Linked DNA regions of Mus musculus: region 1 is linked to region 2. A link is a loop called in an ENCODE intact Hi-C map of the cell type or tissue named here. Cell type or tissue: heart. All regions are shown on one strand. Each heading gives the region's core, and the rest is flanking DNA. Links, peaks and the distances in the headings are about the cores only. Region 1 has its middle 12 kb from the start of Npbwr1. Region 2 overlaps Atp6v1h (ATPase, H+ transporting, lysosomal V1 subunit H).

The links. Hi-C counts contacts between places; a loop is a spot of excess contacts. Peaks named below come from ENCODE experiments on the same cell type or tissue, not always from the same donor. Only the 100,000 strongest peaks of a DNase experiment are listed, where the experiment ranks them.
Region 1: a loop joins it to region 2, with 10 times the contacts of the local background. A loop is called at or near these places in 13 of 42 quality-filtered maps.

Annotation. Positions count from the first base shown.
Region 1 is chr1:5,900,544-5,910,129 of GRCm38, reverse strand. No RefSeq gene overlaps it. Among named protein-coding and RNA genes, the nearest start is that of Npbwr1, 12 kb to the left of the region's middle. In heart, for the core only: a CTCF peak has its summit at 5,116 (motif pointing right); no DNase peak of the experiment used is centred there.
Region 2 is chr1:5,101,298-5,106,297 of GRCm38, reverse strand. All of the region lies in intron 7 of Atp6v1h (ATPase, H+ transporting, lysosomal V1 subunit H), which reads right to left. Among named protein-coding and RNA genes, the nearest start is that of Atp6v1h, 21 kb to the right of the region's middle. In heart, for the core only: a CTCF peak has its summit at 2,948 (motif pointing left); no DNase peak of the experiment used is centred there.

The DNA.
Region 1 (9,586 bases), core at 2,645-7,644, 800 kb before region 2:
TCACATGTAAAGTGGCACATGCTGAACAATACCCACCTGGGATGTGTTCTTGCCCAAGTTGTTTAGTCACCTCGTAAAACATGTGACTAATTGCAAGTTATGAAGAAAAAAAATTAAGAATAAAGAATTATGAAAAACAATATCATGAGAGAAAATCATATAAATCTATAATGTTGGTAATTCTTTAAGCAGCTTTCAGGTTGGACTTTACATAAAGTCAGTGTTATATACTTATACCTTCAAAAGATCAAGGAAATCCTGTTGGGTTAAAACAGAATTTAAAAAAATCATTATCAAAGACTGAGTGTGCCTTTTGATCAGGTTCCTGATTTGGAATTCCAGCTTTAAAGAGCTTCCAAAGACAATGGGAAAATTTGGATACAAATTGGACTATAGAAATTAATAAGATTTTCCCCTGTTTACAGTAGTTCAAAATTTACATTTCTAAACATAATATTTCTTATAAAATTTATAAAATTCTCTTGCTATTCATTGTATTGCTGTAATACATTGTGGCTCTAACACATCAAATCCTTCAACATTTCTAAAAAGATTAACTAAAACACTTTTTCATGGAACTGGAGAGATGCTCAGTGGTTCAGAGGAGCCCGTTTGTCTCTTATAACAAACTTGAAAACATTATATATGTGTAACCCTGATTATAATTTAAAAGTCTCTTACTCATAAACACTCTCATTTAAAATCCTTCCTTTTTCCACAATCCCAGTGAACACATGGCCAAGTTTGTGGAAGATGATTTCCCTTGAAAAGATTCAGGCAGTGGCACTGCTTTAGCGGCAGCGAGGCCTGGGAGAACTGAGCAGATAAATGAGGTGGACTAAAGTCTCATGCAATAGCCAACACCATTCAGAACCTTAGGCAATTTATATGCTGAAGGTTAAGCAAGGTCACATGAGTAAAGTTCTCATGAATACAATCACAAGGACAAGCCTCCCATGGCAAAAACATGCTTTTCCATAGAGGTATATTAAGCATAGTTTAAACATTTAATTGAGTAACAACAGCAAGCAATAACGAGTAATCTGGAGTAAACTCAGTCCTCTCCACTATACCTGGAAGAAACATACAAGCACATTCCAAGATTAACTCTATATTTCGAAAAAATTGAGGTCACAAGCCTCTAGTCTTGTTTTCTTTGGTGTGTTCTTACACACACTCAGATTTCTCACTCAATTCCATTCCTGGAATGTGTTCCAATCATTGCTTTGTTCCAAGAATGCAAGAAAAAATTAATGTACACTATTTATTAATTTACTAAGTTCTTTTATCAACAACTTCTTTGGCATCTCATAAGATGCTGAAGACTAGGATTAATTTATGCACGATATATACATCTGAGTAAAGCAAGATGTACAGGTCAGGCGTACTAGTTACATTTCTCTTGCAGTACAAAATAAGATGACCAAGGAAACCTTGAACGGAAAGTTTATTTGGACTTTTAAGTACTGAGGGTAAGAGCTATCCATAGAGGAGATATGGCCGGCTTTGCGGCTCAAGTAGCAAGATGGGCATTTACATCTTCAATCACAAAGCAAGAAAGCAGGAAGAGTACACTGGGAGTTGTGTGCAATTTTGGAATCTCAATACCAATGTCTAGTGACATCCTTCCTCTATCAAGGCCACACCTCATAGATCTACCTGAAAAATGTCACCAACTAGAGATGAGGTATTCCAATGTGTGAGTCTAGGGGAGATGTTTTCATTTGAATCACCACACCTGACAATGAGTCTTTCCTGACAATGAGCATAGAGCTCTGTGCATGGCCAGCTCCTCCTTTCTGCCAGATGCATGAAGTCTCCTACTACTCCACAGGAGTTTAGTTACCCCTGAAAAGAGTTAATAAACCAGGCTTAAGGTCAAAACACCCATGCCCTTTGAGTTTAACCTCTTCAACACTTTTTTCCCCTTATGTATAAGTCTGTATTTTTAAAAAAAGAAATCCAGAAGACAAGATTGTAAATTATGATAACAGTTAAAACATACACCTTGAGATTTATGTGACTTAAGGATGCTTTTGAGCCTTTTTGGTCCATTTGTATCTGACACATCAATAGTTGCCTTCTTATGTGTGAACTTGTACAATGCTTCTCAGAAGCCAAGTTATGTCATTTACAAAGAAACGTCTTTAGACTAAAACCAGTTAGTTATACACAAGCATTTTTTAAAAATGTAATCTCTGAAAATTAGGTATAGATTACATTCTTTGAGTAATTTAACTTCTAAAACCACAACAATCTCTCCCTCTCCTCTCCCTCTCCCCTCCCTCCTCCCCTTCTCCCCTCCCCCCTCCTTCCCTCACACACACACACACACACACACACACACACACACACACACACACACACACACTACCATTAAGACATGTAAGGTCACCTTATTTTTAAGTGTTCTGCACCCATGCCGTTGTGTGTACCACAGTCTCTTTGCTTCATACTGACTCACCCTGAAATGCAGCTTAAGTAGAAACACTGGCTGAAGCTGAGAAGGAGGCTCTGTGAAGGATCCCTCTGACAACACAACTAGAGGATGCTTAGGTTTTTCTCCCATACTAAGTATGTGACACATATACATATGCAAAAAAACCAAAGTAAATAGGAAAGCAGTTACAGTTGAAAGGAATACAGGTAGTCATTGCCCCTCTGCTTCTTGTGAGACAGGTCTATGCTCAGCTTGTTCTTGAACTCACTTCCTTTGTAGCTTGGGCTGCCCTTAGACTCATGGTCCTCCTTTGTCAGTTTCCTGAGTTCTGGGGTTAGAAATGTCTGCCACCACACCTAATGCTCTCTATACTAGTCTATCAACTCTTGTCTATCTTTAAACACTTCCAAAAAATTTTAGAAAATAAAACCTTTAAACTTTTAAACTGTACTTTAAAGAAGTATTTATATACTACTTTTATTTTCTCAAAATATAATTATTTTAAGCAGTTATGTGAATGTATCCATTACCAAGCATCTTACTGCACTATATTTCCCCTTCTTATGATGTGAGATGATTTTATACCTCTGAGATGAGATGGAACGAGAGCATTCACTCAGGTGTTTTAATGTGGCATTCGACTATTCCATAGCAATATCATGAGCAAAAACATTAAAATCATGCAGTAGTGATTCTGATAACAGATATTTCTTGAGAAAAGTAATATAAACAGCAGAAATACTCTGGGTAAAGAGGTGATTCATATCCTGGGAAGGATGAAGCATAGTGCAAGAGCATATTACCGTACCCAGTTGCACAGCTGAAATTCTTTTAAGAATTTTTACATTTTTCTGTAATTTGCATTTTACTGATTATTATTGTATGCATGTGAAAAATGTATATGTGCGAGAGCAGATACGGCATGCCACAGCACGTATATGGAGGCCAGAAGATAACTTTAAGGACTTGGTCCTTTCTTTCCTCTCTGTTCTGGGACTCAATCTCTGATTGAACTTGAGCCATCTCACCAGCTCTCATTAACATTTTAAAATTGCAGCTGACTCAGGTATTTCAAACTGCAGAAAACAACTGCAGATGAAAGGAGATGACTCGAACAACAGTGACTGAGTGGTGAAAGCATTTATACATGGATCAACTCCCCATCATTTGTTAGATTTGGGGATTTTTTGTGGCAGACATAATTGTTCTTCATGTTTTGCATGGTTAAGTGCTAATAGCCATACATAAAAATCCCCTGCAAGAGCCTTATAAGGTTTATACTAGTGTGGAGTCAGGCAATGCAGGAGTTAGAATTAGTGAAATGCACTTGTATTAATGGATCTGTGTATAATGCTCTAACAGGGTAAAGTTAAAGTTTCATTGTTTTCAAATACTGGTAGCTGTAGCTACAGTCTGTGATGTTTAGTGTCTCCCTTGCATGGCAATATTGGTGAGGAACTTCAGATGTTTATTGGGTACTTGGCTAGTTCCAAGCTTTTCAGCAGCCACAGTAATCTCTGTAAGAAACGGTTCCCACAACTGTGGTGCATATTAAATAGCTGACCATGCATTCAAGTGCTATTGAAGGGGAGATAAATTGAACATCTCCTAGCCTGAGCCAGAGGGGGGCTTAACAGAGAGGTCAGTGAGAACCTTACTACAAACACTAATGAGTGTAGGAGAGGCAACCGCATCTTGAAGCACTGCAACAAAGGGAGGATTCAAGGAAAGTGGCCTTCAATCTTTTGTTTCTTTAGAGCCATTCTTATTGAGTTATTCACCTTTTCTTTTACTGTATAGTTTGAAGGCTATGACTAATAATGTGTACTTGCATAATCAACATCTCAAGATGCAGGAAATTTGCATTACCCTTAAAATATACTTTTCACACCCTTCACACCAGTCTTGATTTTTAAGTTGCATTACACATTGCCCGCATTGAGATAATTTAGTCAGGGGCAACATGAACCTAGTAGCCAGGGATCCCTTTGTTTTAGAATCCCACCTTTGTAAGTAGAGGGCAATGGTGTCTCTTGGTCCTTAGTATGGTTCCCAGTTTGTGTACGTACTTGAGGTTGTTTATACTTCTTTGGGTTTTACTTATTTTATGCAATATAGTTATATATTTGTTATTATATTGTTATTTATATATACACAAAGTATATATTATTTATTTAAAATATTCATAAGCATGTACTTTTCAGTATTTCTATGTGTGCGTTTTGGGAATGAATTCTTCTCAATAGATGACAGGAGTATGTACTGGCCCCTGGTGCGGATGCAGGCTCATGTGTACATATGGGACTGTTTGCTTTCCTCAAATTATGTATGCTTCAAACCTTTGTATTCATATAGTAGTATAGTTATGTCTATGTTCCTTCCTCAGTAACTCTCATTTGTTTTCATCTGTTGTTTGGCTTTGTTTGATTGGTTATTTTAAGGTAAGTTCAAGTGAATACTATGGAAGAACTAAGAAAATAACTCTCTAATACTGTGAAAGTTATCTCCCGTTTTTGATGATCTGGGTGTCATGGAATTATTAATATACATTCGAAAGGCAGTAAATATAAATGAGTAAGTTTAAGACTTTCATCTCATTTAAATATTAAATTACCATTCTCCTGAACACCTAGGTACTCTTTCATTCCTCCATTTTTGTAAGTATTCATTGGGTCACTAGGTGGTGCTAAAAGCTCAACTATGTACACTCAGGTCTTGTGCCACCATGTTTCTTTCTTTCTTTTTCTTTTTTTTTTTTACTGTTAAGAGATTAAAAAAAAGTATTTTCTTCATTTACATTTCAAATGCTAACCCAAAAGTCCCCCATACTCCCACCCCCACTCCCCTACCCACCCACTCCCATTTCTTGGCCCCGGAGTTCCCCCATTCTGAGGCATATAAAGTTTGCAAGACCAAGGGGCCTCTCTTCCCAATGATGGCCAACTAGGCCATCTTCTGTTACACATGCAGCTAGAGACACGATCTCTGGGGGTACTGGTTAGTTCATATTGTTGTCCACCTATAGGGTTGCAGACCCCTTTAGCTCCTTGGGTACTTTCTCTAGCTCCCATGTTTCTAGAGGGCTTGAGGCTTCTGTGACAATCCTTAGTTCTTAAAAAGTGTGATAGGGATGCTGCAGTGTACATCTTCACAATTGATGGCTTCTGGCGGGGGCCTGGGATGGAAACGACTCAATTCAATTTAAGGGGTAGACCACTGAGAGTTGGACCATGTTCCAGTGAGTATATAGACCACACAAATTATACTTTTTAATTCTTATTCTTACTTTTATTTGAGTGCGTGCATGTGTGTGTGTGTGTGTGTGTGTGTGTGTGTGTGTGAGTGTGATATAAGGTCACAAGGATAGGTAATGGGCATAGAAGCCTGAGAAGTGAATATGATTGGGGTGCATATTGTGAAAATTCCCGCGAATCAATAAAAATATGTTTTAAAAAAGAAAGTGTTGATGGTTACAAAGATTAGAAGATGTTTACTAATATACATATTGGCTTTGGTGCTGGGTGTGATTTTTCAATTACAGTCTCTAGCATAAGGTATAAAATATATTTATTCAAATCATAACATTTAAGATGTTGTCAAAGGTGCTTGTAGCTTGACGTGAATCCATGGGATGCAGACAGTGGAAGAAGAGAGCAGAGTTTTCCTGAGTTCTATACACATGCTGACATGTGTGCAAAAGCATGACACACACAAAAAAGTAAGTAAATGGAAAAAAAAAAACGTTGAAAAGATAATACCAACCTATAAAAGGACATTTAACAATCCGTTCAAAAAATATGATCACAGACTAAATTTCCAAAAATTGGTGATGGAGAGAGCTTAGTGGTTGAGAGCGTGTATTGATTTTGCAGAGAACTTGTTTCAGTTTCCTAGACCTATGCTGAGAAACTTACATTTGCCAGTTAGGCAACTCCAGCTTCAGGGGATGCAATACCCCTGGCTCTGTGGGGGATGTGCACATATTTATTCACATAATTTAAAAATAAACTACTCTCAGAATATTTTCTTTTTAGTCTTCTAAAAATAAATATTTTCTTTTTCATTTTTATTAATTCTTTGATACTTTAGAATATTTAGATCCTATTTCTCCCCTTCCCCAACTCCTCTCAGATCCAGTCCCATTTCTTTACCCACCTAGAAAACAAAACAAAACACTCCATCTCAAGTTCAGTTTGTGTTGCCAGTATATTTTTTGGATGTGTGGCCTTCCACAGAAGTATAGTGAACTTACTAAAGGCTCCACTCTAGAGAAAACTGTTTTCTTCTGTCTACTTCATCAGAGGGGCGGAGCTTAATACCCATCTCCCTACTCCAGCTGTGACTTTGGTTGGCTTAAAGCTGCACAGGTCTTGTGAATGCCATCACAGCTATTGAGTTTACCGGTGGAATTGCCCTGCATCTGGGAAGCACTGTTAATTTATACTCATCCATCATTCCCAGATCAGCTTCTTTCTGCCTCCTGTTTTGTAGTGATCCTTGAGGCTTGGAGGGAAGTATGATAGAGATATCCTGTTTAGTGCTGACCCTTAGTGGTCTAGTGTTCTCTGCACTGTGACCAGTTGTGGAATCTCTTTGTTTCTAATCATTTACTTTAAATAGAAGTTTCTCTGATGATGGTTGAAGGATACAGTAATCAATAATGATGTTATTAAGATTTATGTTCTCCCCCAGGATCTGTGATTCACAGAGTCACAGATTTTTAAGTCAGAACGGTGCTAGATATGGGTTTCATTTTGTGGAGTTTGACTTAAATCTAATCATAAAATAGAAGATGACTTCCATGATGTTCATGCCATTATTGCATTAGTGGGAATGTCTTGCCAGGACAGTCATTATTCCAAGTATTACAATGATCAACTTTACTTTAAAAATAAAAAGTATTTTTGTTACATTTTGAAAATAATCTTCTTTTAAAGATCTAGTCACAGGTTCATATTTTAATTTCTTACGTGTGTGTGTGTGTGTGTGTGTGTGTGTGTGCCATTACATGTTTATGGAGGTCAGAAGAAAACTTGTAGAAGTTGTTCTCTTCTACCACATGTCTTCTGATAGTTGTCATGCTTGGCAGCAAGCACCTTTTTCTGTTCAAGCATCTCCCCAACTCATGGTTACATTAAAAGACATTATTTCTGTTGTTTGAAAATATCATACATGTATATAAATAGAATTGCGTTGAGCAAATCCACCATTTAATTCATCTCCTCCAATTTCTCTCCTCACCCTCTCATTTCCCCATCAACGTCATGTCCTTTGTTCATATATATGCTGTGTTCATCTGGTTCTTCCTTTTTGAACATGGGGGTAGGACTATTGGTGGAGTAGGTGATCTCTTCTGATCATATCTGTAGTGGAAATTTTTGGTTCAACACTTTGTGCTCCCAGAAGACTGTGCTTCCAGACACCTACCTAGGGAATCTTTGGCCAGAGGATGAAAGACATACACACATTAGCTTAATTTTAAATGCCTTTGCTACCTCAAAGGCTGGGCATCTCTAAACCTTCCCCTGATACTCCAGGCCCAATCGGGGAAGTGGCCAGTGGCCACCCACCTGAAATCTCACATGGCCCATATGGTTTATCTCCTGCCACTCCTGTATCCCATACTTCTACCCTGAGTCATCCCAGTTCTCCCTTTCCTCTCTGTGTCCTACCTGATCAACTTTAAGTGTCCCTCCCTATGCAAAGCCATTGACTGCTGGTATCCTTATTGATGAATCAAGAACCAATTGAGGACAAGGACCTATAGCATCTGAACATGCAGATTCAAAGCAGTAGCACTAATCTCCAACACACATCCTTGAAGAAAAGTGCCTCTCATTCTACCAACAACTGTCACTTGCTAACATCTCCTCAGCTGCTGGTGGGGGCATCATATGTAAAAGGAACTGGGCCAAATTGGGAAGGCCATGAGAAACTTCTCAGCGGTTTTTATAAATACAGTGTCATTGGATTGAAGGTATAGTTTCCTTTCTACACTAAGTCCATCACAACTAACCTAAAATTGCAACCAACTGTCAGATGAACTCCCTTATACTTATCCTTTAACTAAAAAATAGATGGGAAATTCCAGTTCAGAAATGTGAACACTGTCATTGCTACTCTATTCACAATAGCTAGATCATGACCATGCTCCTTCCTTTATGAACATTCTCGTTGTATTTATTCTCTAGCTGACCTACACTGACTTCAAGTTCTTGGAAGACATTAACACTGTGTTATCAACTGTTATATTCTTAACATCAAGCATTGTGACTGTCAGAGAGCTGGCATTTCTGAGTTAGCAGTAAGAAGTTTCCATGACAGATACTGCTTTGTTTTTCTATCCCACCATCTATTTGAGTGAATTAATTTTAGTAGATATCCTACAAAATTTTGGTAAGTTTTAAATGATTTAACAGGTGTAGTATAGTTTTTTAATGTAATAGAATATTATAAAATTTTAGTTTTAATTTTAAATTATGTAGATATATGAATGCTTGTGTTTGAGTATGTACATGTGAGTACAGTACTCTTAGAGGCCAAAAGAAAGAGTCAGATACTCTGGATATTAAAGTTACAGACAACTGTGAGCTGACTACTATTATGGGTACTGGTTATTGAACTCAGGTTCTCTGGAATAACAGTATATGTTCTTAAGGAGAGCTCGGTGAGGAAGCCCAATAAACAAAATGGTTCAGCAGAGTGAATTTCAGTGTAATGGTGCCTTGGTTTGTAATTGGGACCTTAGAAGGAGGGGTGGATGTCCCACATAGGAAAAATTTTATCAACAGCAAGATTTTTCAGTTTTGTATCTTCAGTGCTCTGATGTGAGTGCTTATGCTCCACTTGCCAGGTAAAATATTGAAAACTATTGCTGAAGTGATGATAATAAGAGAGGATGTTTGTGTTCTGCATGTTTGGCCCAGGCTTGTGGTCTTGTTATAGGAGGTACTGGAAACTTTAAGAGGTGGGGTCTGGCTAAAGGAAGTAGATCACTGGAGATAGATGCTTGAGAAAGTCTTGTAATTGGGCCCCTCCTACCTCTCACTCTGCTTCCTGTCTCTTCCCAAGTAAATAATAACCTTTGCCACATGCTCAACTCACCATGATGTTTTCCATGAAGTCCAGCAGCACTGTCTGTGGGCT
Region 2 (5,000 bases), core at 1-5,000:
CAGAGGTCCTAAGTTCAATTCCCAGCAACCACACGGTGGCTCACAACCATCTGTAATGGGATCCGATGCCCTCTTCAGGTGTGTCTGAAGACAGCTGCAGTGTACTCATAAATAAAAAATAAATAAATCTTTACAAAATAAAATAAATAAGGTTTAAAAATTAATGTTACATAGGTATAATAGATATAATACACATATCTAACAAAAGACATGCACAGACAGTTCACAGCCAAATTATTCACCATAATCAAAAACTTAAAGTAACCCAATAATATCAATAATAGATACTAAGGTGATCAATCACTACACAGCGAATGTAAGGCGTATTGATAAATTCAACACGATACAATGCTGTGCTAATGAATTCAGATCTCTTTATATGCAGCTCAAGATCAGTCCAAACCAAATCTACACTAACAGATCATAGTAATCACCTTTGAAGGAGGTATGGTGAAAAGGCCCTAGTAGAAAAAAAAACAACATGTATAAACTCATCTCAGGGGAGAAATGGTGGCAATGCCGTTACAGACTACTTACTTAGCAAACGTGAGACTCTGCTTTTATCCCCAACACCAGGATGGGGGAGGAAGATAAATACTAGAACAGGAATTAGAAGCTTTATCTTGGTATCTTGAGGAAATCACTTCATCAAAATTGTGTTATTATCATTAAAGGAAAGTAGTGCCAGCTATATCAAAATTAAAAATCTATTCACTATAATTAGTTTCTATAAAACATTAAATAAGTTTAAGGTATACTATTATTGTCAGTACATATTCACAGACTAAAATGCATATAGGCAAGAATTTCTTAAAATAGGGTTAATAAAAATAAACCCCTTAGTCAATGTACAAAAACATCAGTATCAGATTTCTAGCCAGGTGGAGGTAGTAGTGAATGCCTTTAATCCCAGAGCTACAGAGTTCCAAAACAGCCAAGGCTACACTGAAAAACTTTTGTCTTGGAAAGAGAAAAAAAAAAAAAAAAAAAAAAAAAAAACAAAACAGTGCTTCACTATTATTCACAACTTTAACACCTTCAACAATTACAAGGAAAAAGTATTATTGCTACCACTAAGAAAGCATAGTTTGCTTTATAAATCAATGTTTTACATACAATTCCAAAAGCATATTTAGTACTTAGTAATAAGTTACCTTATTATTGCTATTGGTGCTATACTTTCAAAGACACATTAAAAGTAGTCTTGTACTACTCAAATACCTGATTTCATTTTCTTTTATATACCACAATATAACCCCAGGCAACCCTTCCAAAATCCTGATCAGAAAAACAAAAGTTGAGTATTATATCTGTACTTTTATACACATACACACACACATTTCAATGCTCCCAATGCTTAAAAGTGTTAACTTTGTGATAATAATTTAAAAGAATGAAAAGCCATTAATAATTGCCCTGGGTAAGAGCAATGCTCTTTAGGCCTACACAGTAAGGTAAGTATCGTGGTCCACTATGCTCCTAGACCCCTGACAGACCCAAATACTAAAAAGCACTGAATCAGTTGTATTTCCTCCTATACACACAGGCCTATGATAACTTAATTTATCATCCAAGCATAAGCAATTAATACAAATGAAAGAGCAACTATAACACGATAAAATATTAGTTATTTAAAACTTATGAGTTGTTTATTTCTGAATTTTTCATTTAATATGTTTAGACTACAGTCGTCTCCTAATAACTACTGACTGTAAGTTGCTCTGGGTTCCAGCCAGGGCAGCCTACAACTTAAGAGCAGGCCTGTGCTGTATGAACAATATAAGCAGCACTTTTGATGGGACCACACCATTTAATAAAGACAGAGCCAAAGCAGCAAAATCAATCCCCACTAGTAAGGACATCAGAGCTTCCATGGAAATCACTGAAAAAATGTGGCTGAAAAACAAGTAAACTAGACTTTCTAGGTTTATCTATTTCTTATTCTAAAATGCTGCATGCTCAAACATGCATGAACCTTAAACATACTACACTAGATGATGAGAGTCTGTCACACAAAAACCAAAGCACAGAGTTTTATTCACATTACAATCCACAAGAGGTGAATCCAGATCCAGAAATTAGATTAGTAGCTGCCAGGGGTTGAAAGAAGAGGAGTGACCAAGCAAACAGTTCATATGTACAATACAGTTCTTAAGTTCCTGGATTGCTGAAAATACTATAAATTTAGATTATAGTAATGGTTGCACAGTTTGATGAATATAAAACACTGAGCTGCAAATGCATGAGTTTCAGAGTACACAAAATATATTTCAAGAAAGTCTCTCAATCACACTAGTTACATGTGGTGAGTGGCTACTTCCATAGACAGGCCAGATGCATAGAAGACTTACAAGACGTCCTGTTAGAGAGAACCACTCCAGAGTGCTGAGAAGCAAGTCAGAACAAGCAGGAAGGTAAACCTAGCCACTCTATCCATGAAATGACATCTCAAGAACTAATGGGGATCGGTCCACAACAAAGACACCAGAGACCAAGACACAACAAACACTGACGTAAGCTGTCATTTCCTCCTGCACTCAGGTAACAGTGAAAAGAGGACATGGAAAAAGGAAAATGAGAAGGAAGTAAACAGAAATTTCCAGTCATTCTCAGTCTTCCTGATAGAGCTCACAGCACATGGAGAGATGACAGTACTCCTTAGTCAGGGCCTCAGCCCAGAAGTTCATTTCCAAGGTAACACTGCTCCTCAGAAGACATACTCTAAATTTGCACTAAAATCAGGAAAGACAAACAAAGTAGAGAAACATAATCGGATACTTCCAATAACTGTGTGAAAACAATATCCACACATTTTAAGCGAACTTCACTTACTTATTACAAAGTGAAAATGTCTTTAACAACCAACCCTTCACTTATCGATGAAGCCTCTGAAAATAGAGTCATGGATCTCACTTTGCAGTGTCAACTGCTGCTTTATACTGCCCTCAAGAGGCAATACTGAATTGTACCGCCTAACAAACTCTTCACACTAACAGTTTAAAAGCTATCCAAAGGCATAATACAGATATAATAAACGTCATAGTATGCAGTAGGTTGAAGCAATGTCTAAATAGTCAATTCCAGTTCAGGTGCCTCTAGAAGCAATTTTCTCAATAATCAATGTACTGCATTAGTATTTCTGACACTCACTAACTATATGATGTTCAACAAGATTATGTTTCTTGTCCAGCCTCATTGCTTTTGCATAAGATGTAACCTACACCAAAAAAACATATAAAGCTATATAAGACAATGTAAATATAAAACTAGTAACATGGTAGTTACACAGTAACTGCTCAATAAATACTAGCTCAGATTTGCCCTTTAAAATACAATCAAAGAACAGGCTGGTATGCCGGGCGTGGTGGCGCACGCCTTTAATCCCAGCACTCGGGAGGCAGAGACAGGCGGATTTCTGAGTTCGAGGCCAGCCTGGTCTACAGAGTGAGCTCCAGGACAGCCAGGGCTATAAAGAGAAACCCTGTCTTGAAAAACCAAAAAAAAAAAAAAAAAAAAAAAAAAAAAAAAAAAAAAAAGAACAGGCTGGTAATATTCTCAACTTGAGGTCTGCTTTTGAAATCAGTACCTAAGTAAAAAAGAAAAGAACTCAGGAAAAATTAAGGGTCTACCCAAGATTGAGGAAAATTAAAGACAAGGTATAAATCTTACAATTACTATTTAGGGTGTGCGTCAGAGTGTATGGATCTACTAGATAAACCATTTACACTAAGCCAATACCAGCTCAACCAATTCTGCCTAATACAATGAATAAAAAAGTACAAACTGAGACTCTCATACAGCTCAGCTTACCTCTCCTTACATAGGGTTTAACGTATTACAAACCCTAAGTTTATAAAACAAATTATTCTAAAAATACCTAAGATACAATACAATCACCATTTCTGAACTTCCTATTAATAGGAACTCCACAAGAATTAAAAATGCCAGTGGAGGGTGGTAAATGACTCAGGAGTTAAAAGAGTCCTGGTTATTCTTTCAGAATATTGAGGAATTCCCAACAGCAACATGGCAGCTAACAAGGGTCTGTAAATTGAGTCCCAGGGCATCCAAATCGCTCTTCTTGCCTCCACTTTGTAGATAAGGTATATAACATGCAGACAAAACTCCCACACACATAATAAAATAAAATAAAATAAAATTTTTATTACAAAGAAATAAAGGTGCCAATTTACATATTCGTTTAAGTTAACAACTAAACCTTCAGGCAGTGGTGGCACTCACCTTTAATTCCAGCACTCAAGACATGTTCATCTAACTATATACCTTGTTCTGATGACACTTCAAACTCCTTTTTCTGGTTTCACACAATATTCATCACATCTTTCAACCCATGACCCAAAGGGAAGCTTGTCTACTAGCTTTCAATGTAGATTCTGAGACTATTTCCATTTTTAGACTCAAGTAATATAAGTTACAATAATCAATACAGCTGTTACATGGATTAGACAAAGCTTCATTTACAGAAACCTCTGTCAACACCCCATAGGTATTTCCATCACATGTAGCTGCATCTACCTCCTGTTTCTCTCCTTTGTCCTGAAGTTTTTGTCCCCTGGCTCCAACCATTATCTGTCCTTATTTGTTTAAACTTATAGTCCAGTCCCTGAGCTACTCAAATACAGCAAAGTTAAACCATTCCCAAATGAGAAAGATGATGTTAGCTAAGAACCTATGGTCCATAACTAGCATTAACATTTAAGCACTTAAAAGTAGGAAGAGACTGGTTGAAGAAGGGATGAGGAGGCGCACGCTGTCTACAACGTCTACAAAGGCTTGAACACAAATTTGGTTTTGTGTCATCAGTTAACTGATGCATCGTTTATACCCAGGCTAGACAGATACAAGACAGTTCACAAACTACTAAATTGTGACGCAAATGACATGATTGTGCAGTGTACAGCAATTCTAACTCTTGCATTGATTTGGAGGTCTAAAGTAGGATGTCCTGCAAAGACAGCGACAAAGAAGGGCAGGATTTG